Regions from separate parts of the Homo sapiens genome. Here region 2 is linked to region 1. Evidence: read pairs that join two places in POLR2A ChIA-PET (ENCODE). Cell type or tissue: PC-9. All regions are shown on one strand. Links, peaks and the distances in the headings refer to the core of each region. The heading gives the core; the rest is flanking DNA. Region 1 overlaps ALG14 (ALG14 UDP-N-acetylglucosaminyltransferase subunit). Region 2 overlaps SLC44A3 (solute carrier family 44 member 3).

Evidence for each region. ChIA-PET counts read pairs that join two places held together with the same protein. Peaks named below come from ENCODE experiments on the same cell type or tissue, not always from the same donor. Only the 100,000 strongest peaks of a DNase experiment are listed, where the experiment ranks them.
Region 2: POLR2A ChIA-PET joins it to region 1 with 6 read pairs; 2 of 35 experiments call an interaction of 5 or more read pairs at or near these places.

Annotation. Positions count from the first base shown.
Region 1 is chr1:95,019,084-95,027,981 of GRCh38, forward strand. ALG14 (ALG14 UDP-N-acetylglucosaminyltransferase subunit) reads right to left here. Exons shown (of 4, transcript NM_144988.4): 3 at 8,046-8,177. Among named protein-coding and RNA genes, the nearest start is that of ALG14-AS1, 38 kb to the right of the region's middle. In PC-9, for the core only: no CTCF peak of the experiment used is centred there; a DNase peak (open chromatin) is centred at 4,783; H3K27ac peaks cover 853 bases.
Region 2 is chr1:94,890,728-94,899,625 of GRCh38, forward strand. It overlaps SLC44A3 (solute carrier family 44 member 3), which reads left to right. Exons shown (of 15, transcript NM_001114106.3): 13 at 403-540; 14 at 1,554-1,790; 15 at 4,091-4,519. The coding sequence ends at 4,195. It overlaps CNN3 (calponin 3), which reads right to left. Exons shown (of 7, transcript NM_001839.5): 6 at 8,644-8,790; 7 at 6,230-7,356. The coding sequence ends at 7,015. Among named protein-coding and RNA genes, the nearest start is that of CNN3-DT, 31 kb to the right of the region's middle. In PC-9, for the core only: no CTCF peak of the experiment used is centred there; no DNase peak of the experiment used is centred there.

The sequences.
Region 1 (8,898 bases), core at 2,393-6,392:
TATAAGTGGCTTAAATGTGAATTCAGGAAGACCAAGAATGCAAAATGGTATTTTGCTAACAAATGGAATTTGCTGCCCTTTGCAATTCTACAGCTGATTCCACTGCAGGATTTCACTTTTTATGGCAGAATATGGAAGTTTTGACATTGCAAACACGTGAAACTTATAAATCTGGTATTCACATTTCTTAAAAGAATTATCAGTCACAATATGTTCTTTCTGTAATTTGAAGGTCTTATCAGCAGGGACCTTCTTGCTATTTTTAAGCATGTATAATACCAGTTCAAGCTCTCTAACCTGTTTCTGATTGGATCTTTTACATTCCTCACCCAATAATGCTAACACAGCTTTTGCAGTAAGCCATAATAGTATTTGAAATTTGTAAGGTGTTTACTCATTCCACTTATCCTCATTCTTGATTGTAAGGTCCTTTTGAAGAACATTTTAATAATTATTTGCCCATGTATCTTAGGGAAAATCAGTTAACCCTTTTGACTATGTGGAAAAGGCACCACTGAAGTTGAGAAGCCGCTTGGCTTATATCTGCTGTAAAATGCTGTCCTGGTATGAGTGGAATTTCAAATTGCATGCTAACAGGTAAAGAAGCGATAACCTGGCCGGGCACAGTGGCTCACGCTTGTAATCCCAGGACTTTGGGAGGCCAAGGTGGGTGGATCACCTGATGTCGGGAGTTTGAGACCAGCCTGACCAACATGGAGAAACCCTGTCTCTACTAAAAATACAAAATTAGCCGGGCATAGTGGTGCATGCCTGTAATCCCAGCAATAAGCTTTCTACAGCTGATTTAACTTCATGTATGTTTTACACTAGAAAAAGAAATCCATGATACATGGCCGGGTGTGGTGGCTCATGCCTATAATCCTAGCATTTTTTGAGACCGAGGCGGGTGGATCACCTGAGGTCAGGAGTTCAAGACCAGCCTGGCCAACATGGTAAAACCCCATCTCTACTAAAAATACAAAAGTTAGCTGGGTGTGGTGTCATGCGTCTATAATCCCGCTACTCAGGAGGCTGAGGCAGGAGAATCGCTTGAACTCGGGAGGCGGAGGTTGCAGTGAGCCGAGATCATATCACTGCACTCCAGCCTGGGCAACAGAGTGAGACTGAGTCTCAAAAAAAAAAGATAAAAAATTATACAAGGAGAAAAATAAGTCATCAAATTGCAAAGTATCAAAGAGTAAGCGCTAACTGAAAAAGATACATCTACTCAATGACTTCTGGGCAGGGTAAACAAGGAATTAGAAAGACCATGAAGGAGAGGGCCTTTGATCTCCAGAGGCTGTTAGAAAACACTATCTGTGTTTTAATCTTTTTTTTTTCTCCCCCAAATGAAGTAAAAAATGCTAAGTGGTGGCCAGGCGCAGTGGCTCACTCCTGTAATCCCAGCACTTTGGGAGGCCGAGGCGGGCAGATCGCCTGAGGTCAGGAGTTTGAGACCAGCCTGACCAACATGGAGAAACCCTGTCTCTACTAAAGATACAAAATTAGCCAAGCATGGTTGTGCACGCCTGTAATCCCAGCTACTTGGGAGGCTGAGGCAGGAGAATTGCTTGAACCCAGGATCCAGAGGTCACGGTGAGCCAAGATCACACCATTGCACTCCAGCCTGGGCAACAAGAGCAAAACTCCGTCTCAAAAAAAAAAAACAAAACAAAAAACCCCACAAAACTCTAAGTGGTTCTACAACACCAAGAAATTAAAGTAAAGCAACTATTGATGAAAATGTTTTGGAACTCGATGCTGTAAAGGTGTGTGGTGGTTGCACAGCATAGTGAATGTACTAAAATGCCACTGAATTGTACACTGTAAAATGGCTAATTTTATGTTATGTGAATTTCACTTCAATTAAAGAAATAAAGCAAGTGTACTCTGGTTAAGGTGAATGAGAAACTTTCGCCATTTTCTTATGGTGCTTTGATAAAGAGAATATTTAACACTTTAGAAACATGTTATCAAAAAAATCCTTAGACGAATTCAGCGATTAATTCAGAGGGAGCAAAAGTTAACCAAGGAGCAGTTATGCAATGTTTTTTTCCTATTCTACTTTTTCCAGCCCACCTAAAGGCTGTAAATGGTCATCATCAGGTTTTAATAGCTTCTCTGACTTCTCCTTTCCTAATCTCTCTCCTACCCAGATTTACTCTTTCAAAATTTATTGAACTCCTACATGCCCCACGCTCTAGAATAGGTGCTAGCACTGCCAAGATGAGTAATACACCTCACCGTTCCTCAAGGAGTTCACAGTCTGTATTCAAATTTTTAAAACTTCCCATGACGCTTCCCTACTGACTCTAGTTACACAAACTCTAAAACTTTAATGATCCCACTTAACTTGGAGAGCAGCACCCTTCTGAGGCTCTCCATTACATATTCAATTATCGGTGCTGTCTGTGCCCCCTTCTTTTATTTTTTCCTCAGGTCAAAGAGCGATTTTAAAGATTCTAAACAGAAACATCACTTTCTTGATTTTCAAGTGCTATACAAATAGAGCTCCTGCTTCACATGATCCTTTAAAATAAGCACTGAAAGTCTGTGAAGCTGGGACTGGTTCTAGGAATTATTCATGCATCTAAGGTCATTTCAAAGGCTTCCCTTCTCTTCACCCCACCCTCTGTTCTCACCTCGTCACCAGCATCTCCCATTACCCTCATCTATAAGGCCAGGTCTCTGGAGCTCACTGCCTGTGACCACATCAGTCCCTTCTTCAAAAACAGTTTTGTTTACCTCATGTTTTCCTTTTTCTTATCCTCTCACAACTGAATTCCTTTTCATTCAACTTTCATTTTTGTTTTAACTGTGACCTCACAGCTATCCTTGGGAAAACACATTGGCTTTCACCTTGAAAGGAAGAGTCCCCACCAGCCTCAGATCCAAAATGAGCCTGTGATGGGCTGGAACAGTGACAACTCAAGAGTGATGCAGGCAAAGCAAAACAAGAGAGCAAAAATCACAGGCAAAGCCACGCTGGCTTCTGCAGACAGGAAAAATGTAATGTTTGCCAAGTGGAAAAAGCATCGACTTAGAAAGAAAAATCATTTTCAAGCTGCTGAGAGTCCCCCAAAATGGAGACGAATCAAAACAACTCAAAGCAATCTAACTGCTAATATGCAGCCTAATTTTGACACAGATGTTGTTCGGAACTCACTCAATGTGAAACAGAAGCTATAACATTTAAACTAAATACCTCATTTATGGATGGAAGCAGCTACAGGTTGTCACTCAGCCAATGTGTCAGTGGCACAGCTGGTAATTTCACCATGCAACTGGGAAAAGCAGTTTGTCAGTCACAAGAAACCAGATATTTGGGGGGATTTTCACATCAAACCACTTCTCGCAGTGGACTCTGACCATCATCAGACTTGCTAAATGCACGTACAGTGCAGGGCCAGTCCTTCTGTATCTTTAAGGAGGCTGCCAAATTTACAGCGCATATATGGAGAGGAAACACACAGTGGGAAGGGGTAACACTGGCATTATTTTAACACATTATAGAGGACTGGGCAACAGAGGAGCAGGAACTGAGGAAACCTAAACAAATGGCTCCCAATTATGATTTCATTAATCTTGGAAAACATGAAGCAGTAAGACAAGTGTGGTCTAATTGTTTCTCATCTGACTTGGCTTGGAAAACCTTACTCTCACTTAATTCCATTGACAGATAAACATCTTGGGACAGCTGACCTTTTCTTTGTCTAGCCAAGTTTCCTTTGAACATGTTATAAAGTTTTTTGATCACCACCAAATATAATACCAGATGAAAGTCATTATACAAAGAGAATCAAATTAACAACAGTTAAGGAGAAAAAGTTCCTGTAAGGGTTCTGGCATGTCAACAATTAACAAGAGTTAATTGCCTCTTCTTAATATTTCAAACACATGTTAATTAGTAGGCCAATAAAAATTTTATATACTATACAAACAGTGATAATCTTGGTGCCACCTAGTTTGTGGCTCACCACAGAAAACACCTAATCAAAAAAAAAATCACAGTATCCTACTTATAGATAATAACCCACCATCCATGTCATCAACTTTTTTTTTTGAGACGGAGTCTTACTCTATCCCCCAGGCTGGGGTGCAATGATCTCAGCTCACTGTAAACTCTGCCTCCTGGGATCAAGCAATTCTCCTGCCTCAGCCTCCTGAGTAGCTGGGATTACAGGCACCCACCATCATGCTTGGCTAATTTTTGTATTTTTAGTAGAGACAGGGTTTCACCATGTTGGCCAGCCTGGTCTCGAACTCCTGACTTCAAGTGATCCGCCCGCTTTGGCCTCCCAAAGTGCTGGAATTACAGGCATGAGCCTCCGCACCCAGCCATCAACTTTCTACTGCTATGAACTTAGACATTTCACAGCTCAAACTGGGTATGAAACATGGAAAAAAATGACTAAATAAAATAATGGACTTCTTTCATACAAAGCGTGAGTGAGTGTAGATGTAATAAGTACATCTAAATTTGTCATGGTGAATTAAACCAGCTTCAGGCAAAGAGGCAGAGTATTAGGTTGAAATGGTCCATTTCCTTTCAATTTGTTAATATGGAGAATCTGAAATTTATTTTTTACTTGATTAAAAATTAAATTAGGTTTCATTTTTGTATGCAGAGCTCTTTCCTTGAGTATTTCATTTGGTAATGGCCAGGGTGGAATGAAGCCAGTAATCAAACACTGCAGACTTTGGAAACCCTCCTGGTTTTTCAGACTCTTAATAAAGCCTGAGAAGAGCACCAGTGTAGGGAGTGGGTGTCTTTGTTTTTGTGATGACTCACTTAATCCAGTATTCATTCATTTATTTTTAAGTCATTCCTCAAATATGTGGAAGCTTTTCTAGAAAGGACCATGGAAAACGCAAAAATACTTGGCCTTTACCCTCAAGAACTTTATAGATCTTTTTCCCCCAACATAAGCAGTCCTCTTACTTTAATAATCAGCAATCTCACAAATTAACTTTTCTATTCTTCTCCTTGAAACAAATTCCTCTTTAGGAGTATATTTTCAAGAGAATATGAGATCAGCCTACTCATTCGATCCGGCTAATTTTTTTGTATTTTTAGTAGAGATGGGATTTCACTGTGTTAGCCAGGATGGTCTCGATCTCCTGACCTCGTGATCCGCCCACCTCAGCCTCCCAAAGTGCTGGGATTATAGGCATGAGCGACCGCGCCCGGCCTTTTAAATAGGGTCTCTATTTTCAACTGAATTAATCTGTATTTCAAGTCTACCTGTTGTTTCTTTACTCCATTTTCCCTGAAGCCAAAGTATAAGCTTCCTGAAGAGCTGTTTTATTCATCCCTTTTAGTACCTGCTGCATTAAAGATATTTTTTAAAATACTGGATAACTTTTCAATTGAGCAAGTTAGCTAATATTAGCAGAATCTAATACATGTCTAAAGAAAATTGGAGTTACATAACATCTTGGTTACTTAGGTCTCTCTGGCATGGGCAATTTCGTGGATGTTCTTAAAGTGAACATGAAGACTTGAACAACTTGGTTTGCATGACTTTTGTGGGATTTTTCTGGGTCAAGTGAATAGCGAGCCATTTTCACAGATCACCTCAGTCCACTCAGGGGTAGAGCTGTGTTTACTTTTATACCTCGAGTGCACAGTATAAATCCTATCACAGAATAGGGTCCTAGTCAAGTTTCATCATGAGATTTTAGGAATTCAGTCACATCTTCAGGCTCTACTTCTAATTCTAGCTCTGTTGCTACTTCCATCACCTCTGCAATTACTTCTTCCACTTGAGTCTTGAACCTCTCAAAGTCATGCAGGAGGGCTGGAATATACTTCTCCCAAACTCCTGTTTATGGACATCTTCCCATAAATCAAGAATGTTCTTAATGGCATCTAGAATGGTGAATCTTTTCCAGAAGGTTTTCAATTGACTTTGTCCAGATCCATCAGAGGAATCACTATCTATGGCAGCTACAGCCTTACAAATGTTTTCTTAAATAATAAAACTTGCAAGTCAAAATTATGCCTTGATTTATGGGCTGCAGAATAGATGCTGTGTTAGCAGGCATAAAGATATTAATCTCCTTGTATATCTCCATCAGAGCTCTTGGGTAATTAGGTGCATTGTCAATGAGCAGTATATTTTGTATTTTTTTAAATAAAAACATCCAGCCCAATATATCAAGAGCAGTAATATTTTGAAAGGAAGCTTTGTCTCTTGAGTAGTAGGTCTCAACAGTGGGTTTAAAATATTCAGCAAACCATCCTGTAAACAGATGTGCTGTCATCTAGGCTTTGTTGTTCCACTTACAGAGCACAGGCAGAATAGATTTAGCATAATTCTTAAGGGCCTGAGGATTTTCAGAATGGTAAATGAGCACTGGCTTCAACTTAAAGTCAACAGCTACACAGAATCAGCCTGTCCCTTGAAGCTTTGAAGCCAGCTATTGACTTCTCTTTAGCCACGAGAGTCCTGAATGACATCGTCGAATATAAGGCAGTTTTGTTTATATGGAAAACATGTTGATTAGTGTAGCCACCTTAATCAATTATCTTAACTAGATTTTCTGGATAAATTGCTGCAGCTTCTACATCAGTACCTGCTGCTTCACCTTGCACTTTTATGCTATGCAGATGGCTTCTCTCCTTAAGTCTCAACCAACCTTTGCTACCTTCAAACTTTTCTTCTGCAGCTTCCTGACCTCTCTCAGTCTTTACAGAATTAAAGAGAATTAGGACCTTGTCCTGAATTAGGTTTGGCTTAAGGGAATGTGACTGGTTTGATAGTCTATCCAGACCACTCAAACTTTCTCCATATCAGCAATGAGGCTATGTCATGTACTTATCGTGAAACCAGTGTGTTCACAGGAGTAGCACTTTTTTTTTTTGAGATGGAGTCTCGCTCTGTCGCCCAGGCTGGAGTGCAGTGGTGCGATCTCGGCTCACTGCAAGCTCTGCCTCCGGGGTTCACACCATTCTCCTGCCTCAGCCTTCCGAGTAGCTGGGACTACAGGCGCCCACCACCACGGCCGGCAAATCTTTTGTATTTTTAGTAGAGACAGGGTTTCATTGTGTTAGCCAGGATGGCCTTGATCTCCTAACCTTGTGATCCGCCTGCCTCGGCCTCCCAAAGGGCTGGGATTACAGGTGTGAGCCACCGCACCCAGCCTGGAGTAGCACTTTTAATTTCCTTCAAGAACTTTTCCTTTGCATTCACAACTTGACTAACTGCCTATTGCAAATGCCTTCCTCACTAAGCTTAATCATTTCTAGCTTGTGATTTAAAATGTGAAACATAAGAAATACTACCTTTCACTTGAACACTGAGAGGCCACTGCAGGGTTATTAATTGGCCTAATTTCAATATTGTTGTGTCTCATAGACAGGGAAGCCCAAGGAATGTGTGTGTGTGTGTGTGTGTGTGTGTGTGTGTGTGTGTGTATGTGTGTGTGAGACAGAGAGAGGACAGCAGGCTGTTGGAGCAGTCAGAACACATACATTTATTAAGTTCACTGTCTTATGTAAGCACGATTCACACTGTCCCCAAACAATTACAACAATAACATCAAAGATTACTGGTCACAGGCCAGGCGCAGTGGCTCATGCCTGTAATCCCAGCACTTTGGGAGGCCGAGGCGGGCAGATTACTTGAGGTCAGGAGTTCAAGACCAGCCTGGAAAACATGGTGAAACCCCATCTCTCTTAAAAATACAAATATTAGCAAGGCTTGGTGGCATGCACTTGTAGTCCCAGCTACTCAGGAGGCTGAGGCAGGAGAAAGAGTGCTTTGTGATAAAAGTCACAAAAATCCAAGGATGATATCTTAGTCTATTTCAGGTGCTATAATGAGATACGATAAACTGGGTGGCTTATAAAGAACTGATATTTATTTCTTACAGTTCTGGAGCCTGGGAAGTCCAAGATCAAGGCACCAGCCAGTTCAGGGTCTTGCATACTACCTGGCACACTAATAAATGGTAGCTGTTTAAGAAAACAGTATGTCCTGTTACTAACGAAAGATCTACAGGGAGTTACTTTCTCTCTCCTTAGTGATGGTCTTACTTACCAAATCTGGCTTCACCCTGTGAATTAGGGGAAAGGAGAGCCACATGGAGTGCAAGGTGGTGAAAACGGTGGAGGGCCAGGACTGCTGAACCTCCCGGCTTCTTGGAATTCGGTGAATGTAGTATTTGGTATACTAGAAGGAAACAGATGGAATCCAAATCAACTGAGTCACTGATATCAAAGTTAAACATAGTAACAATTAACAGCTGTAGAAACAGAAATGCTTTCTTTAATTTAAATTTTCATTCTAACCACTTTTAAATTAGAGTTGTAATGCCTATCTCATGCTTTATATAACACATCAGATGGGATCACATATGACAAAAAAGTTCCTATGATTCAAAAAATGTTAAAGCCAGTTTGAACAATAAGTTGGGGGAAGTTTCTATAAACTATGTTTCAGGCAAAGAATTTAACCTGCTGATATACAAAGAATTCTTACCAGTCAATATGTAAGACAAGTAACCTAGTATCAAGATGGGCAAAGACAGACAGATAACTCCAAATGGAAGAAATACAAATAATGATAAACATGTAAAAAGATGGCTAACAAGCACAACAGAAAACAAGTCATTTTCGCCTACCTGATTGGCAACGACAGTGGATAACCAGTGTTGTTGAGAGTATGGGGAAATAGACATTTACATTCACTGGGTAAATACATGGGTACAACTTTTTGGGAGGGCAATCTGGAAATATCTATCAGAACTTTAAATGTGTCTTCCTTTGATCCAGCATTTCTGCTTCTGGAAATATATCCCACAGATTACCCCACTGTATCATTGTTTGTATTTGTGGAAACTGAAATTAGACCAAATATTCTCCAGTAGGGAATGGAGAAGTGCATACAGTAA
Region 2 (8,898 bases), core at 2,594-6,593, 130 kb before region 1:
TCCCAGCTACTCAGGAGGCCAAGGTACAAGAATCGCTTGAGCCCAGGAGGCAGAGGTTGCAGTGAGCCAAGATGGCACCACTGCACTCCAGCCTGGGCAACAGTGTAAGACTGTCTCAAAACAAGCAAATAAAACCCTTATGCTTTACCCATCATTTCCACATGTTTGTAGTGGGACATTCATATTAACCATAAGTACCTATTTATCTTTTCTATTTGCTGCAACTATATGAAAATATATATGGATATAATCAGACTGGAAAGGACTTTGAAAATGGTATTTGTTATGGGTAGAGAGAGTAGGTTTATTGTAACTCTAGTTTGCAAACACTCTGTATTAATATATTGCCTTAAAAACAATTGTTATAAGAATTATCTTTTAAACAATTCTCTTCTGTTTCAGAATGCATATACTACAACTGCTATTAATGGGACAGATTTCTGTACATCAGCAAAAGATGCATTCAAAATCTTGTCCAAGAACTCAAGTCACTTTACATCTATTAACTGCTTTGGAGACTTCATAATTTTTCTAGGAAAGGTGAGATATCTTGACTAAATAAAGGAGCCTGGGATTCTGAAAATTAAGCCATACAACAATTGGTTTGAAAGGGAACTATATTTCTTGAGTACTTACTCTATAGTGGGTGCTGTGCTTCATTATCTCATTTAATCCTCAATCCCATGAGGTATCCCTACTTTGCAGAAGAGAAAATGAAGGTTTAATAACCTTTCCAGGGTACTACAATAGGTAGAGCCAGAATTTTAATCTTAGTCTTACTCTCTTACCTGTGATCAGTTCTACCATTCTGATTCCCTCTTTTTCAGGTCTAAAATGAAAATGCTACTAATCTCAGAAAATGAACGTTTGTGGGTTTCTCATTAAGAATATATGGAAAGAGTATTGAAACCTGGACTGGGCACAGTGGCTCACATGTGTAATCCCAGTATTTTGGGATACCGAGGCAGGCAGATCACTTGAGGTCAGGAGTTTGAGATCAGCCTGGCCAACATGGGAAAACCCCGTCTCTACTAAAAATACAAAAATTAGCCGGGTGTGGTGGCGGGTGCCTGTAATCCCAGCTACTCAGGAGGCTGAGGCAGGAGAATCACTTGAACCTGGGAGGCGGAGGTTGCAGTGAGCCGAGATCACACCACTGTACTCCAGCCTGGGCAACAGAACGAGACTCTGTCTCAAAAGAAAGAGGGATGGTTTCTAAAAAAAGTTTTAAAGTGAATAGGCTTATTTTGGTGTTAAGTGAAAAAGCAGAATAAAAAGCTTGTGAGATATTATTACATTTATATAAATACAAAAGCTAGGCACAGATAAAATTACATATAACCTTCCTACTCGCCATTAACTGGGTTTCCTTTTGATACAGCTTTTCATTTTTTCCTCTATTTCATTCTGCCAAAATTTCTGACAAGCATTCTTTACAATAGTGCACACACACGTTGCACACAGGAACGTATATTAAACCATTACTTGTAACTGACAAAAACATCTAAGCAACTGATTCATAAAGATTTTCAACAAACTCTTCTTTTGCACAGGTGTTAGTGGTGTGTTTCACTGTTTTTGGAGGACTCATGGCTTTTAACTACAATCGGGCATTCCAGGTGTGGGCAGTCCCTCTGTTATTGGTAGCTTTTTTTGCCTACTTAGTAGCCCATAGTTTTTTATCTGTGTTTGAAACTGTGCTGGATGCACTTTTCCTGTGTTTTGCTGTTGATCTGGAAACAAATGATGGATCGTCAGAAAAGCCCTACTTTATGGATCAAGAATTTCTGGTAAGCAAACATTTCATTTCCAATTGCAATCTCCATGCTCGCAATCTTGAAAGTTTTGTAAAGCTGCACACACGAAAGAGGCTCATACCCAGCCTCTCTCTTCTAGAGGGCTCTGAGGCTTCTACTACCCCCGGGCCTGAAAGTGGGATTTGCGCTGAACTCTCCAAGGCTGAACCCACCTCCCTTTCTGAGAACCTTCTCCCTGAAGAAGTGAAGCTGAACAAGAATGCTGATCAGATGGATTCCTAAGTAGCAGCAGCACTTCTTACCCTGGGCAGAAGATGTCCTGAACACAGTAGTTCAGCTCCCTTTGGTGCTCATGGCATGATCTGGCCTTTTGGGTGGTCTAGAAGTTTAACAGTTGATCTTTTTCTAAAGCATTTTTGCATCTCCAAGCATGATGTTCATACCCACTATATTAGGGAGAGCACACTTGTGTGCTCCTCTGTGCCAGTATTGACAGATCTGCAATTCTCAGGCCCTTTATTAGCCCAGGCACACCAGTGTGAGAAAAGCCACACCCTCAGCGGAGCGCCCATACTGCTTATATCTGGAAATAGCAGGCAGCTGTTTGCAACAGCCTTTGCAACACAGTTGTTGCTTATTTGCCTTATCCTGGGTAGACAGGGATATTTTAACAGCTGAATGATGTCTCATCTCTTTTCCTTGTCTGAGTTATATGATATTTGCATACTTTTCTTTCATTCTGTTGCCATAAAAATTAGGTGTTAAAGCCCTTTTAGCTTTAAACAGAGCATTTAATGCACTCTTTGGTTCAGCAGGCACTCAATTTTTTAAGAACCACTTCTACAATTTATAATTAATGTATCCTCATCCTTCTCCATATAAAACATAAACTACAAATTTTACTTTTTTTTTTGAGACAGAGTTTTGCTCTTGTTGCCCAGGCTTGAGTGCAATGGCGCAATCTCAGCTCACCGCAACCTCCACCTCCTAGGTTCAAGCGATTCTCCTGCCTCAGCCTCCCAAGTAGCTGGGATTACAGGCGTGCACCACCACGCCTAATTTTGTATTTTTAGAAGAGACGGGGTTTCACCATGTTGGTCAGGCTGGTTTTGAACTCCTGACCTCAGGTGATCCATCTGCCTCGGCCTCCCACAAGTGCTGGGATTACAGTTGTGAGCCACCGCACTCAGCCAAAATACAATTTTTACTTTTTACTTGTTTATTGACTTATTTGTATGTACTCTAAGGAAAGTGCTTATGATGGTGGTATGTAGCTAGCCAGGTCTCCATCCCCTGATTTACTTTTCCAGTTAAAAATCCACCTTGAAATCCGGGCACTATGGCTCACACCTGCAATCCCAGCACTTTGGGAAGCCAAGGCAGGTGGATCACATGAGGTCAGGAATTTGAGACCAGCCTGGCCAACATGGTGAAACCCTATCTCTACTAAAAATACAAAAATTAGCCAGGCACAGTGGCAGGCGCCTGTAATCTCAGCTGCTTAGGAGGCTGAGACAGGAGAATCGCTTGAACCCGGGAGGTGGAGGTTGCAGTGAGCTGAGATGGCGCCATTGCACTCCAGCCTGGGCGACAGAGGGTGACTCCGTCTCCACCACCTCCCCCCCAAAAAAAATCCACCTTGAAATTTACCCCTTAAAATAGTTTTTTCAACAGAAGAAACTTTCTTAAGGATCCAGTTATCTGAAATTTAAGGCCAAGAACTTGTAAATGGCTATCATTGGGACTCAGAAATTGATACTCCATAATATGGCACTTTGACATGCTGAACTGAAGAAGCCTCAAGAACTCTCTGACCTTCTCCCAAAGCACAGGATGAAGCTGTCATCTGAATGAAATCCCCTTATCTGCCTAAAGTCCAGACCCACCAAAGAAAAAAACCACCTCTGGCCCCTTCCCTGAGTTTTCCATTAACTGGACTTATATAGCAGAAACAAAGACTAAATTCAGTCAACACACCTGGACAGACTTTTGTCACAAACCACTGTCCTGTGGGCCCAACAGACTTTGTTCCCAGCCACTAAGTGTTCTTCAAGCTCATTAAACTCCCCTAAAAGTAATTCACCACCCCCATAAAATCATCCACACTTCCCCATCTCCCTTTCCCAAAAACAGAATTATCTGTACCCCATTTAGACACTCACTGTGATTCTCCCCTGTGCTACTTTATATGCCATTTCTCCTGTTAATCTGCCTTTTGTAAGTTAATTCTTCAGCAAACCGTCAGAGGGCAAAGGAGAAGTTTTCCCTCGGCCCCTACGTTATCAACAGTACAGACACATAATACTATTCTAACTTGTTCTTTTGTTTTTCAGAGTTTCGTAAAAAGGAGCAACAAATTAAACAATGCAAGGGCACAGCAGGACAAGCACTCATTAAGGAATGAGGAGGGAACAGAACTCCAGGCCATTGTGAGATAGATACCCATTTAGGTATCTGTACCTGGAAAACATTTCCTTCTAAGAGCCATTTACAGAATAGAAGATGAGACCACTAGAGAAAAGTTAGTGAATTTTTTTTTAAAAGACCTAATAAACCCTATTCTTCCTCATTGTCTTTGTCATTATTGTTTGACCAGGTAACAATACTGGAACTATATTAGTTTACCTTTTTTTGTACAAATTAGGACAGAAAAACTCTTCTAAAACCATGTTTATATGCATCAACTTACAAAGTACACTATGTAAGAACTGAGGTAAGTTTGTAAGTGCACAACTAATAAATAAACCTTTTTAAGATAAGGATTTTGTTAGCAGAAATCTCTGGATTTTTTTTTTTAAAGGGACAGCATCTCACTATGTTCCCAAGGTTGGAGTACAGTGTCTATGCACAGGTGCCATCATAGCTCACTGCGGCCTCCAGCTCTTAGGCTCAAGTGATCCTCCTGCCTCAGCCTCCCAAGCAGCTGGGACTACAGGCATGCCACCATGCCCAGCTTGGAAAGTTGCTTTTATACAGAGTAGGATACTTCCCTACTCAGCCAATCCTGGAAATATGCTAAATGGATTAACTTTTCAAAGTACAATTCTTAGATTTGGTGACAATAAAAGCCAAAACTGTCTACTCTAACATGAACTACCACCTGAACTGGGCATGTACAGGAGAGGCAGGAGTGTAACCAATGATTTAGTCTGTGCACATGCTCTTCCTTTTTTTCTGAATACTCTTCCTCCTCTTTGCTAATGGCAAACTCCTACTTATTCTTCAAAACCCAGCTCTGATAGCATCATGCTTCTGCAATGCCTCTGAGCAGCATTACTTGCCCTCTCTTCTGTCCTTTTCCTCCATGCTCTTCTCTGATATGACTGTGAATCCACTTTCTGTTATGTCTCTCCACCAGATCACATTCCGTGATGGCACACACAATTTATCCAAACTCCTGATACACAAGCACTCCTCTTACAGCAGACATTCTGGAAGAAGTGGTTTTCAACCACAGCCCCACCTGAGAAATTACCTGGAGACAGATTTTTAAAAATACTTCTGCCTGGACCTCAGAGATTTATGTAGATGGGAGTGAGGGGAAGAGCTTTTCGTTTTTAAAACTCTAACCAAATAGAAACATTTTAACATGTTGATTGGCAGCCTCATGGGAATCAATCTGACTTAAATGGCAGGGCAGGTAGTGTGATATAAGGCTTCCCTTCCCTAAACTTTGAAGAGTCAAAGATGACAAGGAAAGCCTTAGAACTCAGGTCTACTTTAAATGCAATGACTTTTTTCTTAAATGCCACCATTGAATTAGGTTGACTCCAATAGTTTCCTTTACAAGCAGTTTCCCAGAAGCATTAAACCTAGTCATTGTGGAATGATGAGCAAATAGCCTTCACTTTTGTGGGCTCATCAAACCATGTGTATATACTCCTCATCTCTCAGCAAAAAACAGACGGTTTTCGCCCCCAAACCTAATAGAGCCAATCCTATTAGAAGACATGGCTTGGCTGAGACAATGTCGGAAAGTGTGAGTTACTAATTTTCTTTTAGTGACTGCATTTTTGTCACTATGACACCTAGCTATTGTTTGTCCTTCCCTCTGTCAGGACTGAAGGTTTATGTTTCACTATAAACCCTGGCTTATTACCAAGCAGCACATCCTATGGCTGACCTAGCATGTTTCTTATTCATGTTTACTTACCCTAAGATAGGAAAATTCCCCACCCCTCCTGTCAATATTCCTAAAGATTTTAAGATTATTCCAAGTTGAATTTAAGATGAATCTGGGCCAGCCAAGTCAGTGAAATAAGCAAGGGTCAGAAAATGATTAGAATTCTGTCATTTACTATGTGTAATGGTTTCCTAAGCCTCAATCTCCTTAAGCATAGAGTGCAGTGTTGTGTGAAGTAAATAAAATGTTAATGTACCTTGTAACAGTACCTAGGAAAAAGGTACTTAAAAAAAAATCTGACCCTACCTATCTAGAAGCTAGCCAGAAAATAATCAGCCTGTGGTTCATATGAAAGTTCAAAAAAAATATTTATTTATAAAAAATACAATGGGATAAGTTTATGCTGAGAAATGCAGCAATAAATACAGTTGAAGAAAACAGAGCAACTCTACATTGATACATTGGCACAAACAGGAAGAGCAAATGCATCACCCAGGCCTAAATGTCCACAGGCCACTTTTGTACATGCTCTTTTAGAAACACCACTCTGAAAAGATCTTGTTCGCTAGGTAAGAGAATGAGTACACATATAATCACAAATGCACACTGATCATGACTTTATTTAAAAATTAGCAAACAATACTGTAGAAACATTGATATGTAAATTTCTAAAATGCTGCATCTTAAATTTAGTTGGCAAAGACCACATTTAGCAATAAGCATGAGTTTAGTCTTCCATGTAGAAACCAGATACACTAAACTGTAAAAAAAAAAAAAAAAAAAAAAAGTTTCCTATTGTTTGAAAATACCAGTTTAATATAAGATTGTAAAAATGCATAGATTTTTGCATAAAAGAACTGGCTGTACAAGAGTACTCCCCTTTCACAGTATTCCTTTTTACTTCATATGCGAGTTATTGATTATGCTGTAGGATTTAACTATTACAGCACTAAAAGGCAACTATTGAGGGAAGAGGCAGAAAAAGGAAAAAGGAATGTACGTAAGGCAATTTTTCTTAAAAGTACAATAAGCTTAATAGTGTTTTAGGAAGACAAGATAAAAATTACTCAAGGCTAGCTTGGTTCTCACTGAATAAAAACAAAGGACTAAATACTGAGCTCCTTCTGTGTGGATCTAATAATCAATGCCTTGGTCGCTATATTGGTAATCTCTGGGGTAGTCATCCTGGTACTCGCCATGATACTCATCAGGGTATTCTGCCTGATAATCACTATCACTGATTTCCGAACCATTTGTTCCTGTTCCTTGGCTTCCGTTGTGAATGACAGGTTCTGTAGGAGCAGCACAGTATTTGGGATCATATACTTGCCGCCCAAGCCCATACACACTCATTCCTTTCTGGGAAGCAACTTTGTTGGTACCCATCTGTAGGGAAATTGTCGAGTTGTCCACCGGCTGTAATGTTAGCTTCTGATCATAGATGTCTCTTCTGGTACCTGGTGCTAACATCCCTGCCTGGTATTAGAACATAGTATAAAAGTTAAAACAGCAGCTAGAATCTATTCTTGTGAATAATTTATAAATTATAGAATTCACATTGAATATGAACAGTAATACATGAACTTTCATTTGGTTCAGGGGTAAAGCTAGCTTAACCAAAATATCCTGATACCGAATCACTTCCATGAAGCAATATTCATTGGCTTTTGAGCTAGGTGAGACCTTTCTTCAAAATCCTTGCTCTGCTATAAAATTACTATGTGGCCTCAAACACGTAAATTTAGCTTTAGGTTTCTCAAACTGCAAAATGGAGACATTACTACCTACTCTGGATTTAAGAGAGAATGAGACATAAAGAATGTGAAATCATAATGCTTCCACACCAGAAAGTTCCATGTGAATGCCCATGGGGACCACATACATTATCTGGGTTACCAATTTCAAAAATTTATAATATATTCAACAGAAACTATGTTGAGCAGATCTTAAGGACTTGAGTCTTTTCAAAAGGCTGAGATACAGAAGAACCAGCCACTTCACAGCCACTCCCCTCTTTTTCAGAGTACAGTAACTCATACTTCATCTCTCTACTTACATCAAGCACACACTTCCAGGTTCAGAGTGGGTAGAAAAGTAAACGTGAGTGGCAGCTATGAGAGACATAATGCCGCACCCGGTAGGATGTGTTCCATAAGGGCAAAGTTTGATAAATCTCCCTTGGACTCGGTAAGAAAATGTTTTTCAAACCCTATCCCAGCTGTTGTTGGATGTGAGACCTGTCTGTTCTCAAATGGTTGTTGAACTTCCTTCTGAGGTGCTGGTGATCTATTTTTAACAAGGAAATATTTCTATCTTGGATGTGGTATACTGGTATTTTCACCATGTTGCATTTCCATCTCCTTATATTGACACATCTAATAGGAATGCTAGTTAAATCCTTCTTAGTGGAACACCAGGTAATTTTACCTATTAATTAAGGGCTCCTTAAAAAAAAAAGTCAGCATTTAAATGAGCAATATTTTACTTGGATTTTGGAGCAAGAACACTGTAATAAACATATCTTTTTTTCTGCTGGCTAGGTAGAAAGGCCAGCTGTTCTAACTGCCAACAAAAACCACGAGACACATCATGCTTTTGCTGCTATCGAAAAGGTCTTTTGATTATTTTGCTTTCCCAGCAAAGTCCACATTCCTGAAGGAATATACTCTAAATAAACTATACAAAAAATACCTACTTTAAACTTCTGGTTAATAAAAATAAGGTAAGTGTACTCTTGTACACGTATAAAAAGGTATTGCTTACCTGGCTGGCTCCTTTATTAGTGCCCATCTGCAGACTAATTGTGGTCTGGTCAAAAGGTTTGTCAGTTTGCATTTTGGGATCATAAAGATGCCTCCTAGTCCCGTAAGCTGTCATACCTGCCTGGCTGGCACATTTGTTGGTTCCCATCTTTTAAGTTAAAAATAAAATTGCACAAATTATCAGATGTCAACAATATACACAACACAAACAAAACTTTCCATGCTACCAAAAAGACAGAAGGGGCACAACCGACAA